2 separate regions of the Homo sapiens genome follow, and region 1 is linked to region 2. The links are chromatin loops, found by intact Hi-C in ENCODE. Cell type or tissue: PC-3. All regions are shown on one strand. Links, peaks and the distances in the headings refer to the core of each region. The heading gives the core; the rest is flanking DNA.

Region 1 (9,579 bases), core at 1,080-9,079, 340 kb before region 2:
GAGTTCTTACATTTTTAGCTCCTGCCTATGTGTAATAATATGCAATATTTGTTTTCCCGTTCCTGGCTTATTTCATGTAACATAATATCCTCCAGTTCCATGTTGTTGCAAATGACAGGATTTCAATTTTTATGGCTGAATAATATTCCGTGATGTATATGTAACACATTTTGTTTATCCACTCATCCACTGATGGACACCTAGATTGATTCCATATTACTGTGAATAGTGCTGTTCTGATTGGGCACTAAGCTCTTTAGGGCTGGTTTCTTCAGAGATATAACTTTTGGAATGAGAAGGACACATAGCAAATAACTGGGGTTTTTAATTTCAAAAACCTTAGTGGAAGGAATTTTATTTCATGACTCTAAATTGTGTTTTCTAACTGTAACAGAAATCCCAACTTTAATATACAAAAACCTGTTAATTTTATTTTCAACTGATAAGGACAAAGTCTACATCTATTCATTGCATATTCAAAGCTTATGAACTGCATTTTTGTTTCAAGATACACACACTCGCCTTTTGTAAGTCTGATACTAATAATCTTAATGTAAGGAAGTAGATATAAGAAAGTGTGTGTTCATTTTAGTTTAAATTAATGTATAGTTTGTTTACTGTTTTCCAATTCCTTTTTATCTACCTATATAGATTGCAGTACCAGTACATGAATTGTAAAAATCATTTTACTTTATTTTTATACTACAAACTTTTCATTTGAAATGTATTGCCCTGATGAATTTAATAGTTACATGCCAGCCGGTACTGTGTTTGTTTGAAAATGATTTCCAGTTTCTAAATCTCTGCTCAGCCAGGAGAAGCATCTAAAATGATGTTCTAAGCCTAAGTAGAAAGAACACTAGGTTTCCTTTTATGACTCATTCGAAAAAATGTCCCTAGCACTCTCCATTTACACTAAAAATGTTTTCCACCTGGAGTTTTCAAGGAGACTCAGGTGGGTACTTCTCACCTGGCCTCCTCTAATTGGCATGTGGGGGCTGTGATTGATAGCTTAGAAACAGGGTGCACAAAAACGGCTTGGCTAAAGCTAATGCTTTTTCCTGTCTATGATATACAGTGAGGCCATTTTTGAAGTATGTTTTGGTATTCATTTATTAGTCTATTAGATTTCTTCCCTTTTTCCCCTTATTTATCACCCAAAAACCTTCTAAATCATATTCTACTTTTGTATTGATTTTGCAAGTTAGAAACTGCAAAAATTCTCACTTCATGAATGCATCACAAAAATGGCTTATTCTCCATATGTCATTAAATCTCATTTAACAAGGTTTCCTGTAAAAGGTCAAGAATTAGCCTGGAATAATTAATTGTTAATCTTCATCACATAGTATGGCTCAGTCTTTACAGATTATTTTGATCAGAATGTCACACAATGTCTTATGGTTCTAGGGAAGCATGCTTGTAAGGGTACCAGTGACAAAATTAATCTCTCAGGCTACACACTCTGCTTTAAGAAAACTCTGTGTTCTTTCAAAAGGTAGGGGAGTATTAGATTTCCATTTAAATCTAATGCGAGAACCAATTTTGAGAGTCCACAGCTCAATTTGAATCCCTTCCTAATTTCAGAATTATGTTGTAATTCACAGAGGAACTTATTGGGGGTCATTCCAAAATTTAGGATGGTAGTAGACTTAATTTATATTAAATGTGTTTCTGAAAACTGTGTAATGCATATTAAAGTTTGATCAAAGGATAGATACATAGATAATAGAGACAGATTATAGAAAGACAGGCAACTATAAGTATAGAGATAATATAGCTGTATTCCATTTTCTATATTATCATATTTACAAGAAAACCTTCTATGTCTCCTGAGCAGTCAATGTTTTAGCAATATTTAACCTTATCAATACTGAATTAGTAGTTTTCTTATTCTTAGAATAAATGGTGACATATTTATTGTTGTGCATAAATTAAGCTTATTATAGCAAACACCTATTCACATTTTTACTTAATTAATTTATAAAATATACATCCAAAGAAAAGAGCTATTTTTAAAAGACATGAGGACATTAACTGTCTGCTCATATATTGTTTTCATTGAGAGAAATACAGAATCTAATATCATTATGTTTAAAATACCAATGTCTAAACTTGAATTTTATTTCCACCCATTCTGAAATGAGTATACATATTCTTTCATTTATAAACATTAACATTTTGAAAATAGTAATACCTTTGCACACATGAAGAAAAATATAAATACATACTATAAATCAGTAATTTCTATAAAAATATAGAAAGTATGTGGGTAACTTGCTCTGGTATCCAAATCTAGCAAATACAGAACCAAACATTTTAATTTACAATTTTTCGCTCATTCCTAAAGACCAGCACAAATTTTAGCATGGTTAACTGAAGATGTAACATTCATTACATTCTTAATTATAAGAATCATGTTTTTTAAAATGAACTAGGATATATGCAAATTAGGATTTAACATAGTAATATCTTGCATTAACACTACCAAAAAACAAAAAAAAAGAGTTATCAATGACTGTTATGTAACGCAGATTCTTTGAAAAGTAAAGTATATCTTAATACCTGTAGTTCAACTATGTCGTTACAGGTGATAGCAAAGCTACATGAAGAATGGAAATTATTCCTTTTCATATGCAATCCAGTGATCTCTTATTTTTAGTAGACTAGCATAACTGCAATTAATTTTCTCTACTAATAGTTCAATTTAAGATAAACTGAAAATTTAAATCTATAGATCAAAGAAAGAGCCTAACTCAGTCATACCTAACTCATAAAGTAGACTATGCCAATGACTTTAATTTTAAAGACATCAGCGGTTTTGCTCTGAAACATGACATACAGTGTTATCAGTTGTAATCATTGATTCAAAGTGAGCTAGACTTGCAGGTAAGCTATTTTGTACTCATAAGGGACAATATGATTTAAATTCCATGCAAAGGGAAAGATAAATCTAAAACATTACTCCATAGCAAAATTAATTATTATTCCTTTGGGTGCTTACAATGCCAATATTTCCACATTATATTAATTTAGCTACCAATATAAATATTTCTAGCTGCTGAAAATTAGAATTAAAATGATGGAATATCTTAAGGCCAAACCATAAACCAAGAAAACAAATAAGGTAGATAAATATGAGTCCTCTGAGTTTCTGCATACCGTCTGCCTCTCACTGCACACCTCCTCTGCTTCTGCCTCTCTCACCCTGCTCTTCCTCTCCTGCCTCATCTGCCCAAGCAAATAGAATGGAACATTCTACAGTCACATGATCCTTTGGATTGTCAGTGCAAAACACAAGAGGTAGGCATATTTATTTGGCTAGCTTTATGTATTTATTTTTAATCTACAGACTAATTTTTTTAAAAGCCATAATAAACACTTGGATTCCAAATATAGTATTTTGTTGAATACTGCTCCAGATACATACTATACAAAGTAAAAATTTGAAAATATCTCCGAACCATAACAATAAACATAATAAAGTAATGATATAATATCTTAGAAGGTGTTAAGAACAAAGGAAGGAAACAAGACAATGTAAAGGCAATGGGAACCATGGGTGATTGTTGTTAATATTTTTAAAAGGAGCAATCAGTGTTGGCCTCAATAGGTGGGTTGTGATTGAACAAGGACTGGGGTCAGGTGAGTGAACAAACTATTTGTAAGTGTGGGGACAGATTTCTTCAGGCAGAAGGCTATCATGTCCATGGCTGTGAGGAAACAGCATGCCTGTTGCAGGCCAGGCAGAGGAGACTGGAATGGAGTAATCGGAGAGGAAATATTTGGAAAGTTCATTTAGCTTTTAGTATAGAAACAGAAAACCATCGAAGGGTTTGAGAAAAGTGCCATTAGCATCTGTCTTTCATTTTAATAAGATCATATTGGCTGCTGGTTTAAGAAGACACTGTGAGCGACAAAAGGGGGAGCAGTGAAATCATTTGTAGGGGACATTTGCAACAGTCCATAGAAAGTATCTTCTAAGCTTGGATCTAATTATCCAGGGTTTCCAAAGTGATGAGATTCTAAATATTTTGAAAGTTGAGTCAACAGGATTTATGGATCAGATAGATTTGGATGTGAAAGAAAAAAGCTAAGAATGACGCTATTGTGTGTTCATTATGAGGAAAATGAAGTATAAAACTCTATCAGGTCACATTGAGGAAACCAGATATTTAGCCTTGGGTATGTTAAGATCAGCATGTTCAAAAGAGGAACTGTTGCAGATTTCACATAAGCAGCAGAATACAGACTCGAGTTAACAGGACTGGTCCATGCTGACATACCAACTTGAGATATATTTGAAGATATTTCTAGAGAAGATCAAGGGAATAAATGTGGATATAAAATGGGAAGAATTCAAAGACTAAGCCCTGGGAATCACCACAGTCAATTAAGAGAAAGTAAGGGAAGCACCAAAGGAAAAATGGGAAGGGTAGTGGCGAAATAGGAGGAAAGCCATGAAAGCATGGTCTAGGAACAGTATTGTAAGGAAAAGGAAATAATCGGCACTGTTAAATAAGGCTGAGAAGTTATGGAAAGGTTACGCAAGAGGGATACTGAGAATTTACTCTACATTCAGTCGTTGTCAGTTATTAGGGGCTTTTTACAAGAACAGTTTTAATACAGAGATAGCAGGGAAAGACTGGAAAATCAAGAAAAAAAGATGGATCTGGTGTTAATGGGGAGGTCCAAGAAGTAACTTTTTATATGAGAGCAATATTCAAATGCAGATGAGGGTAATCCTGAGGATACCAGGGACAGAGGAAAATAGTTGTCCTAATGCCCTGAAGAGGTCAAGATGGGACAAAGCCATGCACAAGTGACTCACAGGTTTCTTAAAGAGGAAGGTTCTGAAAAGATAAATGTGCTGAAAAGAACTGCTTAGCTGTTCAGGAAAACCAAGCCATGTGGACTTGGTAACACTTGTTTTTGTTTCTGCAGTATCTAAATTCTTTTACATGCAATAATACTGATAATTTGTTGTGTGTCATACTTTTATATGACTTTTCCCCATCTCAGGAATGTGCTGTCTCATAAAAAAAAACAAGAGGGAAGATGTACTATATGGCACTAATGCCAGTAAGTGAGAAGTTGTGAGTTGGGGAGGTTTTGAAATTTATTTTGTGAGAACTGGAATTTTCTTACTGAATTAAGAAGCAACGTCAGCCCCTGTATGTAAGAGTGGTGAAGAGATGTGAGAAAACTGAGGAAAAAGGAGAATGACTAATATAGCCATTAAAAAATATAGAAAAGCAAACTCAACAGTAACATCAATGACAGTTCAACAGGTGGCACCAACTTGCAATTTATGTTTCTCAATTTCATTTTTCTCTAGCCAAGTAAAGGTACAGGTGCAAAATAGGAACAGATTTGGGACATAACGAGGGTCTATTTCTTTTTCCCCCAAGAGAGTAGCCTCCCAACAATAATATCAATCTCAAATATATCATGATAGGATCCAGCTGTATTTTCTTTTTTTTTTTTTGTTTTTTTTTTTTTGTTTTTTTTTTTTTTTTGAGACAGAGTCTCGCTCTTTCGCCCAGGCTCGAGTGCAGTGGTGCAATCTCAGCTCACTGCAAGCTCCGCCTCCTGGGTTCACGCCATTCTCCTGCCTCGGACTCCCCAGTAGCTGGGACTACTGGCGCCCGCCACCACGCCCGGCTAATTTTTTTGTATTTTTAGTAGAGACAGGGTTTCACCGCGTTAGCCAGGATGGTCTCGATATCCTGACCTTGTGATCCGCCAGCCTCAGCCTCCCAAAGTGCTGGGATTACAGGCGTGAGCCACCGCGCCCGGCCTCCAGTTGTATTTTCTTGCACATATTAACTGATTACATACTTATATACACACACACACGCACACACACACACACACATTGTGTACACACTATTGATTCAAACATCTTTTTCGACTTTTATTTTAGATTCAGGGGTACATGTGTAGGTTCGTTACATGAATATATGGTGTGATGCTGATGTTTGAAGTATGATTGATCCCATCACCCAGGTAGTGAGCATAGTACCCAATGGAGATTTTTAAAAATCTTGACCCCTCCCTCTTCCCGATAGTTTCCGGTGTGTATTGTTGTCATCTTTATGTCCACGAGTACTCAAAGTTCATCTCCCACTTATAAGATATAACATGTGGCATTTAGTTTTCCATTCCTTTATTAACTTGCTAAGGATTATGGCTCCATCTGCATCCATGTTGCTGCAAAGGATATGATTTCACTCTTTTTTATGACTGCATAGTATTCCATGATGTATATATAGCAGATTTTCTTTATCCAATCCACAGCTGATGGGCACCTAGGTTAACTCCATGACTTTTTTACTGTGAATAGCACAGTGATGAACACACAAGTACATGTGTCTTTTTGGTAGAACAATGTGTTTTCTTTTGGGTATATACCCAGTAATGGGACTGCTGGGTGGAATGGTAGTTCTGTTTTAAGTTCTTTGAGAAATCTCCAAACTGCTTTCCACAGTGACTAAACTAGTTTACATTTCCACCAACCGTGTATAAGCATTTGCTTTTTGCCACAGCCTTGCCAGATTCTGTTGTTTTTATACTTTTTAATAAAAGTCATTCTGACTGGTATGAGATGATATTTCTTTGTGGTTTTGGTTTACATTTATCCAATGAGTAGTGATGTGATTTAACTTGTAGAGGATCAAATATAGTGTGTGTGTTTGTGTATTTTTAAGTACTACTATTATGCTATGGGCTTTATTCTCAAGTTGTTTATTTGGTCGTTTATTTTTCTACCCAAGTTATAGAAGGATGAGCTAGTTGACTATTATTATGCAAATTAGCAAATGTCAGAGTTCATGATTCAAAACAAAAGAGTTCTTTCATTTTGAAAGTGTGTTTCTTATTTGTGGGCCCAATTTTAAAATAATATTAGCTACAGGTCTATCTGAAAACATTTTACTTTTATAATGCTTCACATAACATGGTAGAGGGAATTTTCTGAAATATATACATAAAATTTTAAAATAATGTGTTATTTAGGAAAAATATGTGGCCTTAATAAAGCTGGTGTTTTACTTTAACCAGGATGAGGTTATTTACATTGAATCATCAATATTTTGACAGTTTGTTATTTCCTACATGCAGATGCTAGTTTACCCAATATGGTGGTTTCCTTTAAAAAAAAAATTCTCAGCTGTAGAAAAAATACAATTTAAATAAGAGTATATCACTCCCTTATAATTATGCCAACATTACATGAAGCAGAATAAATGGAACATAATAAATTATTTCACATAGAAGGAGTATTCCTGGATGAAAATTCTGATAGAGATATTTGAATTTAAAATCTAAGAGTATTTACTAAAAAACTAAGGTTTTAGATATATTACTAAGTAACATTACTAAGGTTTTAGTAAGATTACTAAGAAAGGAAGGTGATCGGGTCAAGGGAATGATAGCTATATCCATTTCTTAGAACTTTTTTATTAGGTTGGTGCAAAAGTAATTGCTGTTTGGCCATTACAATGGTTTGGCCATTACGTTTAATGGCCAAAACTGCAATTATGTTTGCAACAACCTATATAGTAAACTCAATCGAGTTTACTAAAATCAAATTTATTGGATTTGAATTGCAAAATGATAACAGTCTACATTCCAGTAGTATTAAAATTTACCTTGCATCATTCTTTACCATTCCTGTTTTTCTTTTGTATTTCTTTCAAATCTACCAGCTCACACAATTCCAATATCTTCTGGCATACAAAATCATATATTGATACAAAAATAAAAGGATTTGCATATTTTCTTTATTGCCCTGCATTCATTCCATTTGTAGCAAGTATGGAATTTGAAGTTACTTTGCAAATAGTTCTGTAGTGAGCCTGATGTCTAACATTCCTTGAATTTTTTTAAAGTGTTATTTTTGGTATTACCATAGAACAGAAGACTGAAATATGTTAAACAGAAGTTTTTAAGACCAAAATAAAGTGCCTCTGTCTACCACATTTCCATTATAAATATCCTAGTTCAGACTTATATCTTAGATAATGTTGATAATAATTAATGTTCGGCTATTACTTCAGGAAAAATTAACATATCAAGTTTCAGTAAAAGTTACCATAAGAAAACCTTTAGGAGAAAAATTTGTACTTACTATTAGTGAACCAGTGTCATAATGTTCCCACCTAATCATCAAATGGTGCTACTCAACATATCTCAACAGTAAAATCAATCTCAAATATATAATGATGGAATCAATTCACATTTATTTCCTTACACATATTTTACTGGTATATACATTGTGCACACACTTCTAATTCAAATGTGTTTCTTATTTCACTTACTTTTTATTTATATGGAGGACCAAAATAGTGTGTGTGTATGTGCGTGTGTGTGTGTATGTGTGTGTATTTTTCAGTGCCACAGCTGTGCTACGGGACTTTATTCTTAAATTTTTGTTTGGTTCTTTATTTTGTTCTTGTAAAGCATGTAAATATTAATCAATAACAGTATATGTAAACTGTGCAGTTTAAACTTATCTTCATATTTCATAAACTTGGCACATTTTTATTACTCATTATTTTGTTTCGGTTTTCAAGTTAATGTACGTCCATTTTAAAGTGTAAAACTAATGTTTTTGTTCACAAAAAATTAAATCACTTTTAATACTAATAGGTACAAATGTCCTTATTTTTCTTAAATTGAAATCTCTTACACACTTCCATCATAAAATTATTTTTGTGTCTCATATACCAGCATTCATTTGACAATTTGCAAATGAAATCAATATAAGGCAAATATTCTCTGTTTTGCCCATTTTTAAGACATTCTGGTTTGATATGCCATATTGATCAGTGAAAACAAGCTGAATGAAGATATGCTTTTCTTACAGAAATAGACACATTGACTATTACTGTTGTGGAGATGTTTTAACATGAACTCTTTCAGAAGTTGCCAAATTGATTGCAAGGTGTAAGAAAATATTTTACAAGCATAGTGAAGTATGAGGTAAAGTGTATTATTTAATTGTCCCATATACTTCATGATTTAATAACTAATTATCAAAGTTCATATAAGCCATAGGCTAATTTCACCAGCAAAATGCAAAATCACTAATTGCAAAGTCAAATGTTCTTCCCTTTACCTCAGTAAAATATGTATAGGATGTGCTAGTTTTAAAAGTGAAGTTTTCATTAAAAATACTGACAGTCTCTTTGGATTTGCTTGTCAGATCTCATTTAAAATGGAAATATATTATTTAATATTATCTACTAAGAATCTTTAGTAACCCTCATCTAACACCACTGTAAAACTATTGTTTCTATGCTGTATATTTTAAAAAGTACACTTCAGAATATTTTGTTAATATAATTTAGAAGTCTTAATGCTGCAATAGCAAAGCTCTGAAATGTTAATACATATAGTTTCAATTAAATATCAATAGTAAAAACAAAATGTGTCATAGTCAGATATTAACAAGACTTTATATGTAAATATTGTATACATTACATAATAAAATACTGCATGAATATGCTCTTGTCTGTTCATATTATTTGAAGAACAAAACCAACTTTATAACTTTTCAAAACTGTTTGTGACAAT
Region 2 (9,579 bases), core at 951-8,950:
AAAACCAAAAGTGTCTCCAGTATAATAGTTGCACTGTAGGAACCATTGGTGGTCAAGGCCTGGACCACCACACTAGGTATCCCAACCCATAGAAAGAGAAATTTCCATCAACATGTAAGTATAACCAAGGCTCTCTCCCATATTTTCCTTGTGTCCACTAGGGAAGATGGCACCCCATGACTCTCAGGAAGCAATAGTGTCTTTCCACAAACTCACTGACGGTGGGAGAAATGGACCTTGTGATTATAAGCTAGTAAATGTCAAAATAATTATTTTATAGAATTTCTGATAACATATATTGAAAGAGGCCACGATATTTGTCCAGCAAAATATTCACATTTATAAAAAAGGCTATTAATGAGACAGGGGATTAAAATATTAAAGATGTTTAAAAGGATAACATTATTTGCCTGAGGTAGCAAAACATTGAGAATCTCTTTGTAAGTTGAAATTGCTTAACTTTTAGAAAATATGATATAAAGTTCAATGGATTATGGAAGGTCTGAGTTTTTTCAACCCCTTCCCACAGTTTAGCTCAAGGACAAATTGCCACTTTCTCCAACAAGCCTTCTCTAACTATTCCTCCACGTTTCCTGTCTACCATAAAGTAGCATAATTTTTTTTCACTTTAACACAGCTTTTATTTATATATATATATTAGTGTCAATATGTCAATGGAACTTTTTCCTGCACTACACCATAAACTCAATGAGAGCTGCAACCCTGTTCTTCTTTTTACTATTGTATACCCATTGCTAACCACTGAGATTGGCACATACTAGGAACTGTAATAAAATCTGCTGAATAAATGAATGAATAAACATAAAAATATGTTTAACTACATATTTTTCCATAATGTTTTATTACATGGATGATTATTTAATTTATTTATTTTCAGACAGAATCTCCCTCCGTCGCCCAGGCTGGAGTGCAGTGGCATGATCTCAGCTCACTGCAACCTTCACTTCCCAGGTTCAAGTGATTCTCCTTCCTCAACCTCCCAAGTAGCTGGGATTACAGGCACATGCCACCACACCCAGATAGTTTTTGTATTTTTAATAGAGACAACGTTTCACCACATTGCTCAGGTGGGCCTCAAATGCCTTACCTCGTATGATCTGCCCTCCTTGGCCTCCTAAAATGTGATTACAGGTGTGAGCCACTACACCCAGCCTGGTTTTATAAAGTGATAATCGATTATGTTATTCTAGAATTTACCTAATGATCACATAGGAAATTAATGAAAAGAAATGACCTTTGTTTTCTTCAACCATGACTTTTTAATATCAAAAAATAATGAAACCGTAACGACCAAAATAAATAAAAAATAAACTGAACATTTTTTCTTCTCTCCAATCAGCACTACCTGAACCCTAATCTGGAAGAAAATATCCTTGCCAATTCTTTTTTGAGAGAATAGTGACCATCATGCTGGGGTGGCTTAACATATGTGTGCTGGACTGAATGTCTTGCTTCTGAGGAACAGAGTAATGTGGAAGTAAAAGGTTGTGACTTCTGAGACAAGGCCAGCGAAGGAATGTAGCTTCCTCCTCGCTCTCTCTCACGAAAGGCTAATTCTGGAGAACTTCAGGGGTCATACCGTGAGGACAGTCAAGCCGCCTTAGGGAGTGGTCCATGTGAAGAAGAACAGAGGCTTCATGCCAGCAGCCACTGGTTGAACCCTATAGAAAGCAGTTGCTTCAACCCCACTCAAGACCTAAGAAAACTGTAGGCCTGGCAAGCTGTGATATAGTTTTTAAAATGCTATCTGAACCATTTTGAGACCCTAGCTAGTGTCCAGTCAGTTGTTCTTGAGAGAGTAAGTCCAAATCCCAAACAACTCCCTTCTTGGGCTCTCACAATCTGTGCCACTATACCTCAACCCTAATCACTCAGGGCCAAGTACCAGGAAATCAGGAACAGTCCCTCTGACCAGAGCCCATTGAACATACTCAAGCCGCCTGATCACAAGCCTGCTTACCCTGCCTGGCCTGCTCCTTCCTCCAGAAAGAACAATAAGGACTTTTGCCCACCAATCCCCTTTCTCCCTCTGCCTCATGACCAATGCCCAGTGCTTTCTGTGAACAGCACTGCATGGCCTGCTATTTCTCCCCAGTGAGCTGTGAGTATAGCAGAACTGTAGGACTCCCTCCAGTTTCTCCCTCTGTCTTTCTAAATTATTACTATTATTTAGAGATTGTCTCACTCTGTTGCCCAGGCTGGAGTGCAGTGGCCTGATCATAGCTAACTGTAGCCTCTAACTTTTGGGCTCAAGGGATCTCCCCACCTCAGCTTCCTCAGCAGCTGGGGCTACAGGTGCACACTACCATGACCAGATAATTTTTTAAAAATATTTCTTATGGATGAGGTTTCACTATGTTGCACAGGCTGGTCTTGAACTCCTGGGCTCATGCAATCCTCCCACCTCAGCCTCCCAAAGTGTTCACACCTTATCCATCATGCTCAGCTGTTTCTCTTTTTCGATCTACATCTGGCCTCATCATATCCCACACAAGGTAATATGGTTAAAATACAGACATCTTGGCTATAACCCTCTGAGCGACCCAGACCAGAACCATTCAGTTAATTAAGCTGCTTTGATTGATAATGATTAGAAATTGTGTGAAAAAATAAACTTCTGTTTCTTTTCAGCTAGCAAGTTTGGTGACAATTTGTTATGCAGCAATAGATGACTAATATCCAAAATAACATTCTTCAAAATTGGCCTGAAAGCTAATTTTCTCCTCTCTCTATCCCTCTTTGTCTCTTATATATAATACATATGCGAAGTATGTATCAAATTTCACAAGTATCATATATACATATATTTGCTAGGCAGACAAGTATATCTGGCAGGATAATTATGCCTGTAATTCACAGTAAATTGTAAAAATTATATCTTTGAAAATGATTCCTCTATACATGTGCTTCATAGATTTTTATATAATTAAAACATTTGACCTTAATTTGATTCCACCACTATTCAATTCAGTGAGTTAACTGAGTGGAAAGTATGTGCCTAAAATTCTGGCTGGAACTGATGGGAAGACAAAAGAAGGACAGTGCCCAATTTCTGTCTCCAAGGACAGAATGGTTTAATTAGCTCATTCTTAATATTGTATTGGTAAACCTGATAAAAATGCAAATTTTTATGCCCCGATCAAAACTCTATTTCAGAAAGGATCTGTAATGGATATATAGATATTCGGCTTTTAAAAATGCTCCCAGAAAAATTTTGGGTCCTAGAAAGTTCTTTGAAAAACTGCTCTAATATAAGCTGCATATAGAATTGTTACTTTATGAGGTTTTTTTTTTTTTTTTTTGGAGACAGAGTCTTGCTTAGTCGCCCAGGCTGGAGTGCAGAGGTGCGATCTCGGCTCACTGCAACCTCTGCCTCCCAGGTTCACGCAATTCTCCTGCCTCAGCCTCCTGAGTAGCTGGGACTACAGGCGCCCGCCACTACGCCCGGCTAATTTTTTTGTATTTTTAGTAGAGACGGGGTTTCACTGTGTTAGCCAGAATGGTCTCAATCTCCTGACCTCGTGATCCACCCATCTCGGCCTCCCAAAGTGCTGGGATTACAGGTGTGAGCCACCGTGCCCGGCACTTTATGAGTTGTTTTTTTTTTTTTTAAGATCTAAAGAAGCAACTTAATATATCACTGAATATGCTTAAAAACAAATAGCATCATCTACAATGTAGCGGCACAGCTGCAGATAGGTAGTAAAGAAACCTGTGTTCTGGTCCAGCAGGCCTTCTTTCTCTCTCACACATCGAGCTCAGATTCTTCACCAGTACAATGAAGGAACTGCGCTGCATGTTTCCTTCAAATATTCTCGGTCTTTAAAATTAGACAAGTTCAGAAAGCAAGTTGGTAGACACTGGAATACTATTTTTGTCACACTATCTTAAGTTATGATATTTTCGATTCCAAATTCCTCTTTCTCAGTTCTATGGTACACAAAATTGAGTTAATCACGTATCATTCACATGATTGTTAAAAAGGCTAAATGAAATAAAGTATGTAAAATTGCTTTTAAAGTGCAACAACCCTTAAAGCTCTGTAATGAGAAACGTACCTGCCTCTTCTCATTTAAGCTTCTCAACTACTCTATACAGTTAGTAATATTGTAAATCCATTTTACAGAGGAGGACACCTATATTCAGAAAAGGTAAGTAACTGGCCCAATACCTCCCAGAAACTTACAATATAATCTCAAAGCTTGGATTCAAACTCAGGATCATCTCATCCCAAAATCCAGCATGTAACCATAAACCTATGAGAATTGCCTGGAAGTAAGCCCAGGACAACACACAGTAGGTAACTCAGAGTAAAGCCATTACAGGGAGGGAATCATCCTTTATCCTTCGACTTCAGTATTTCCTTAGCTTCTCTGCTGATACTAACCACTTGATGTACCTGCCAAGAACATCAAATTCTAGACTTGATCCCAGGCCAAGCAGTCCACATTTCCAGCTCAGGAACTATTAAGATTTTGTGATTTTTAGCATCAGGACTTTGGAAAACATGGTTCTGTTCACTTCTTTTCTATGTATTATTTTTAAAACGGTTACCAAAGAGGATGACTTTCATCTTGCATTTTGAGTTTGACTGAATCCTATGACAAAAAGCTCTGGCCCACAGTGACGCATATACCAACAGTATGCCTTGTTCTTTCATACTGATCTTTTTCAGTGGCCTGCTTTGCAGCCAGCTGCAGGAAAATGGCTCAGTCTCATCCCCAAGGGCTCCTAGAGAAATAGCCAAACTACTACATTCTTTGTTTTTGAATTTCCTCATTGTCTATAGGAAGTCTCTGGCTAGCTGTGCTGGAAACTCTGGAAGCAGGTCAGCAAGAGAGGTTCCAGCATTCCTTTCTGCAGTAGTCAGCCAGCTTGCTTTGTGCCTGGCTGGACTCCAGGTATTAGAACAGAAGGAGTGAACCTCTGAAAAAATGCAAACATTCTAGTGATTTCTTACAACATTTGAGTTTCTACCTATTTTCCCAGCTTCTGAGTCATTAACAATCTTCCATCCTCATCAAATTAGATGTGCTCTTGAAAATACTGGAATCAGTATATAGATGAACCTTCAAAGCCATTTAAATATGATGAAGTAATGATTAAAATACAGAAAAAATGAAGTAATAATTCATGCCTTTTGTGCCTTTTCTATCCACAGATTATAAGCTCCATTTGGCGAAGAATATTTTTTCCCCTTGGGGTTTTTCAGCGTCTTCCACAGTGCGTTATTGAGCACTCAGTGAATATTTATTGAATTAAGGAAATAAAACTTAATACATAACTGCAGGAATAAATAAGATTGCTTGAATACATGACCAGTCCTTGACCGTTCCAGACTGAGAGGAGTTATAGTAGTAGATAACTTAAAAGAAAAGATAGTATTTTTTTTCCCAGCATTAAAATGGAAAGTTGAATTCCTGGGGTGCTGAACTAGCATATGCAAAATCAGGAAATTTATTTTCATGCAGCCAGCTCACAATCAGAAGTCAAAACCTTGCCGTTTATGATTTGAATCCATTTTATTTGGCATTCACAGAGTTTTCAAAACAAGTTAAGCCATTAGAAAAATCAGATAATTTCCCATACAAGTTCAGATTTCTGGCTTTCTTTGCAAAATCAGATTATCTCGTGACATGGGTCCTTACGTTCCACATGACAACAAGCACCTGGCTGGCTTCACCCACATAAATTACCTACCTCCCATCTCTATCAAACTTTACGTCTTTGAATCTGAAACAAAATTATGTTCTATTTTAAGTAGCTAGCCAATTATTATTATTATTATTTTCATTATTATTATTATTATTTTAATTGACAGGTAAGGCCAGGCACAGTGGTTCACGCCTGTAATCTCAGAACTTTGGGAGGCTGAGGCAGGCAGATTACCTGAGATCGGGAGTTTGATACCAGCCTGGCCAACATGGCAAAACCCTGTCTCTATTAAAAATACAAAAATTAGCCAAGTGTGGTGGCCACTGGGGAGGCTGAGGCAGAGAATCACTTGAACCTGGGAGGCAGAGGTTGCAGTGAGCTGAGATCGTGCCATTGCTCTCCAGCCTGGGCAACAGTGTGAGACTTTGTCTCAAAAAAAAAAAAATTAGAAAAATAAAATAAAATAAATTGACAGGTAAAATTGTAAGTATCATGTAAAATATCATGTTTTGAAGTATATGTAGATTACAGTTTGACTAAATCTAATTAACCTATGCATCACTTATAGTTATTATTTTTGTGATGATATCAGTATGTCAAAGAGACACTGATATATATCTCTGCACTGCTATGTTAATTACAGCTCTATTCATAATAGCCAAGCTATGGAATCAACCTAAGTGTCCATCAATAGATGAGTGGATAAAGAAAATGTGGTACATATACACAGTGGAATATTATTTAGCCATTTGCAACAATATCTATGAACTTGGAGGACATTATGTTAAGTGAAATAAGCCAGGCACAGAAAGACAACTACTGCATGAACTCACTCACATGTGGATTTTTTACAAATTGATCTCATAAAACTAGACTGTGGTGGTTATCAGGGGCTCAGTTATTGGTGGGGGCAGCAGGTTTAGGGCGATGTTGGTAGCTGGCAGTATTTTAAAAGGTTATCTAATGGTGATTTGTTAATTTTGCAGGATCATAATGGAATTTAAAAATACAGGCTTCTTATATTTCCTTCCTCACTCTACCTTCAAGTAGGGTTTTGGATCTCATATCTCGTACTTTTAACAAGTAATTCTAGGTGATTCTTCTAATTAGGTAAATTTAATACATTCTACAAAAGGAATAATTTTCAGGGGATAAGAAAGAGGAGTCAGCCTGTTCACATAAAGCGTGGGCATTTTTGAACCTTTCCTCCCCCCCAACCTTTCACTATCCCACCATACCTCAACCTCCCACACCTCAACTACTCACCACCAAATACACTGCTTTTATGTGCTTCCCTGGGGGTGCATGGCTCTCTGGTTTGTGTCATTTTATAATAGATACTTTTAAGGTATAAGCCAGCTCTCTCTTCCTAAGATGATTGATATCTCGAACCCACGAATGTCAGCCCCTGTAGCAGTATTTGAACTATATGACCCTGAACTGCTTTCCATTGCTGCTGGAGTCATGATGAAACGCTGACTCTGCTAGGAAATCATCTTTTCCGAGAATTTGGATTTGAGGTTCAAAAAAGACAATTGATTTCTGCCCGATGGTGGAGTCAAAGTGATATAAACTTGTGCTGAAGGATAGCCATGTTGAGTTGTATCACCATGAAGGAGAAGGTGAAATTGATTCTCAGAAAAAGAGAAGGAAGTAAATGCTCAGGAGCAGAGGGAGAAGTCTCCCTGCCTCACATGGATGGAAAAAGGAAACTTTTAGTGGCTTTCCAGCAAGGAAGCCTACTGAGGAAATATGATACTGGCTAGATCTGAGTAAGATACAGGTGCTGATGGCGGGTTAGTGGCCAACACTCTACAGAGGAACCTGTCACTTCTGCTCTACAGCTAAACTCTCACTTCTGGGCAACAAACTCCTCTGCTAACTGCCATTTAATCAACTTGCCCCCCAAAATACAACTTTCATTGTTTCTAGGTTGTATTCATTTTTTTCTCTTTTCTGTTTTATAAATCTTATTTGCCTTTATTGCTTGACTCTAATATCTCACTTCCTCACATGTGAATAAATAATTTAAAGGCAAGACTATTAAACGTTCTGCAAAATAGCTACATACATGTTTCTGAGTTATTCTGCAACACCAGTTCCTAATCCTAATCAGTCCTTATGCTTCTGCCAGCCTGAGAATGTTTCTGTTATGTAGCCAAACAAACCCTCAGGCACAGGTGTGTGTGGCAAGGAGAAAAGAATGAGAATTATGTTCGAACAGTGACTCTCAAAATTTGTTAGGCACTTGAACATTTTAAGGTACAGAATACCAGGTTACACACTGAGATTCTTAATCCATAAGGCTGAGACAGATTTGATAATTGACATTTTTAATAGCACCATGAACTTTCTGATACTGGTAGTCTAAGAACTGTAATTTGAAAAACACTGTTCCAGTGGAAATAAATCTGATAGTAAAGGTAATTGGGGTGCATGATATGTACAGGGGTTGTGGGTAAAATGACATTCTCTTATTAACATCAGAAGGGCATTTCTGATAACCCAAAAAGACACATCATTCCAAATATTATTTGGTAGTAATTAGTTTACTGCCAATTATGCCTGTAGGCATAGCTCAAGTTTTTATAAGAGCTGAGACAGCTAGGTTTAGAAGTATTTTAGGTCAAATGAAGAAAAATGGAGCCAGTAGCTGGTAAACAACAAAAAGTCATCTGTGAATAAATTAGAGAAAGCTAGTGTCTTAGTCTGTCCTTGCTGCTATAATGAAATACCACAGATAAAGTAATTTATACATAGCAGAAATTTATTTCTCAGAGTTCTCAAGGCAGGAAATTCCAGGATCAAGGTGCCAGAAGATTCTGTGTCTGGGGAGGGCTTACTCTCTGCTTCCAAGATGATATCTCTTGCTGAATCCTCACATAATGGAAGAGGCAATAAAGAAATGAACACTGTGTCCTCATGTGGAGGAAGAGATGGAAGGTGCTATGGTCTCAACGTGTTCCCCCAAATCCAAGTGTTGGAAACGTATTCCCCAATGCAACAGTGTTAGGAGGTGTGGCCAAATGAGAAACCTGTTTAGTTCATGAAGAATGGATTAATGCTCTATAAAAAGGGCTGGTGGGAGTGGATTCTCTCTTTCTCCTCCTTTTCTGCCATGTGAAGATATAATGTCCTTCATCTCTGGAGGCTGCAGCTTTCAGGTGCCATCTTTGCAGTAGAGAAACTGGGCCCTAATCTGCCAGCACCTTGACCTTGGACTTCCTAGCCTCCAAAACTGTGAGGAAATAAATTTCCATTCATTATAAATTACCCAGGGTCAGGTATTCTGTTATATAAGCACAACATAGACTGAGACCAAAAGGCCAAAAGGAAACTAGGGCACCTTTTTTTTAAGGCACCTCTTTTATACGGCACTAATGTCATTCATGAGAAGAGGACTTCCCAAACGGCTCCACCTCTTAATACTACCAATTTGGTTCCAACATGTAAATTTTGGAGGGACACATACATTTTAGCCATAACGGCTGGCTCTAGAACAAACTGCAAATAGGTAATTGGCAAGTCAGGGGGACAATTTAGGAATTGATTTGAACTACCAACAATTAGCACATAATCAATTTTTAGAGTCAGTGGGATGGGTCAGAGTTTCTCATTCTCAGCAGTACTGACTTTCTAGTCTGCATAATTCTTTGACTTGTGAGGCAGGAGGAGAGGAGAAGTTGTCCTGTTCATTGCAGGCTATTTAGTAGCATCCTGACCTCTATTCACTAGATTCCAGCAGTCCCTCCCACTAACCGAGACCAACATTGAAATTTCTCCAGACATTGCCAAATGTCCTGTTGAGAAACACTGGTGTAAGGATACCAGGCCAGGGGAAAGGGAGGGTGGAAGAGCCCTGGAGAAAACATCTTATGATCCCTTTGCAAGTTTTACTTTGTT

Evidence for each region. A loop is a pair of places that touch in the nucleus more often than their neighbours do. Peaks named below come from ENCODE experiments on the same cell type or tissue, not always from the same donor. Only the 100,000 strongest peaks of a DNase experiment are listed, where the experiment ranks them.
Region 1: a loop joins it to region 2, with 6 times the contacts of the local background. A loop is called at or near these places in 9 of 110 quality-filtered maps.

What each region holds. Positions count from the first base shown.
Region 1 is chr18:67,860,562-67,870,140 of GRCh38, reverse strand. All of the region lies in intron 3 of DSEL-AS1 (DSEL antisense RNA 1), which reads right to left. Among named protein-coding and RNA genes, the nearest start is that of LINC01903, 51 kb to the right of the region's middle. In PC-3, for the core only: a CTCF peak has its summit at 5,296 (motif pointing right); a DNase peak (open chromatin) is centred at 4,970; H3K27ac peaks cover 1,064 bases.
Region 2 is chr18:67,520,729-67,530,307 of GRCh38, reverse strand. All of the region lies in intron 1 of DSEL-AS1 (DSEL antisense RNA 1), which reads right to left. Among named protein-coding and RNA genes, the nearest start is that of DSEL, 8.8 kb to the right of the region's middle. In PC-3, for the core only: no CTCF peak of the experiment used is centred there; a DNase peak (open chromatin) is centred at 4,887; H3K27ac peaks cover 1,171 bases.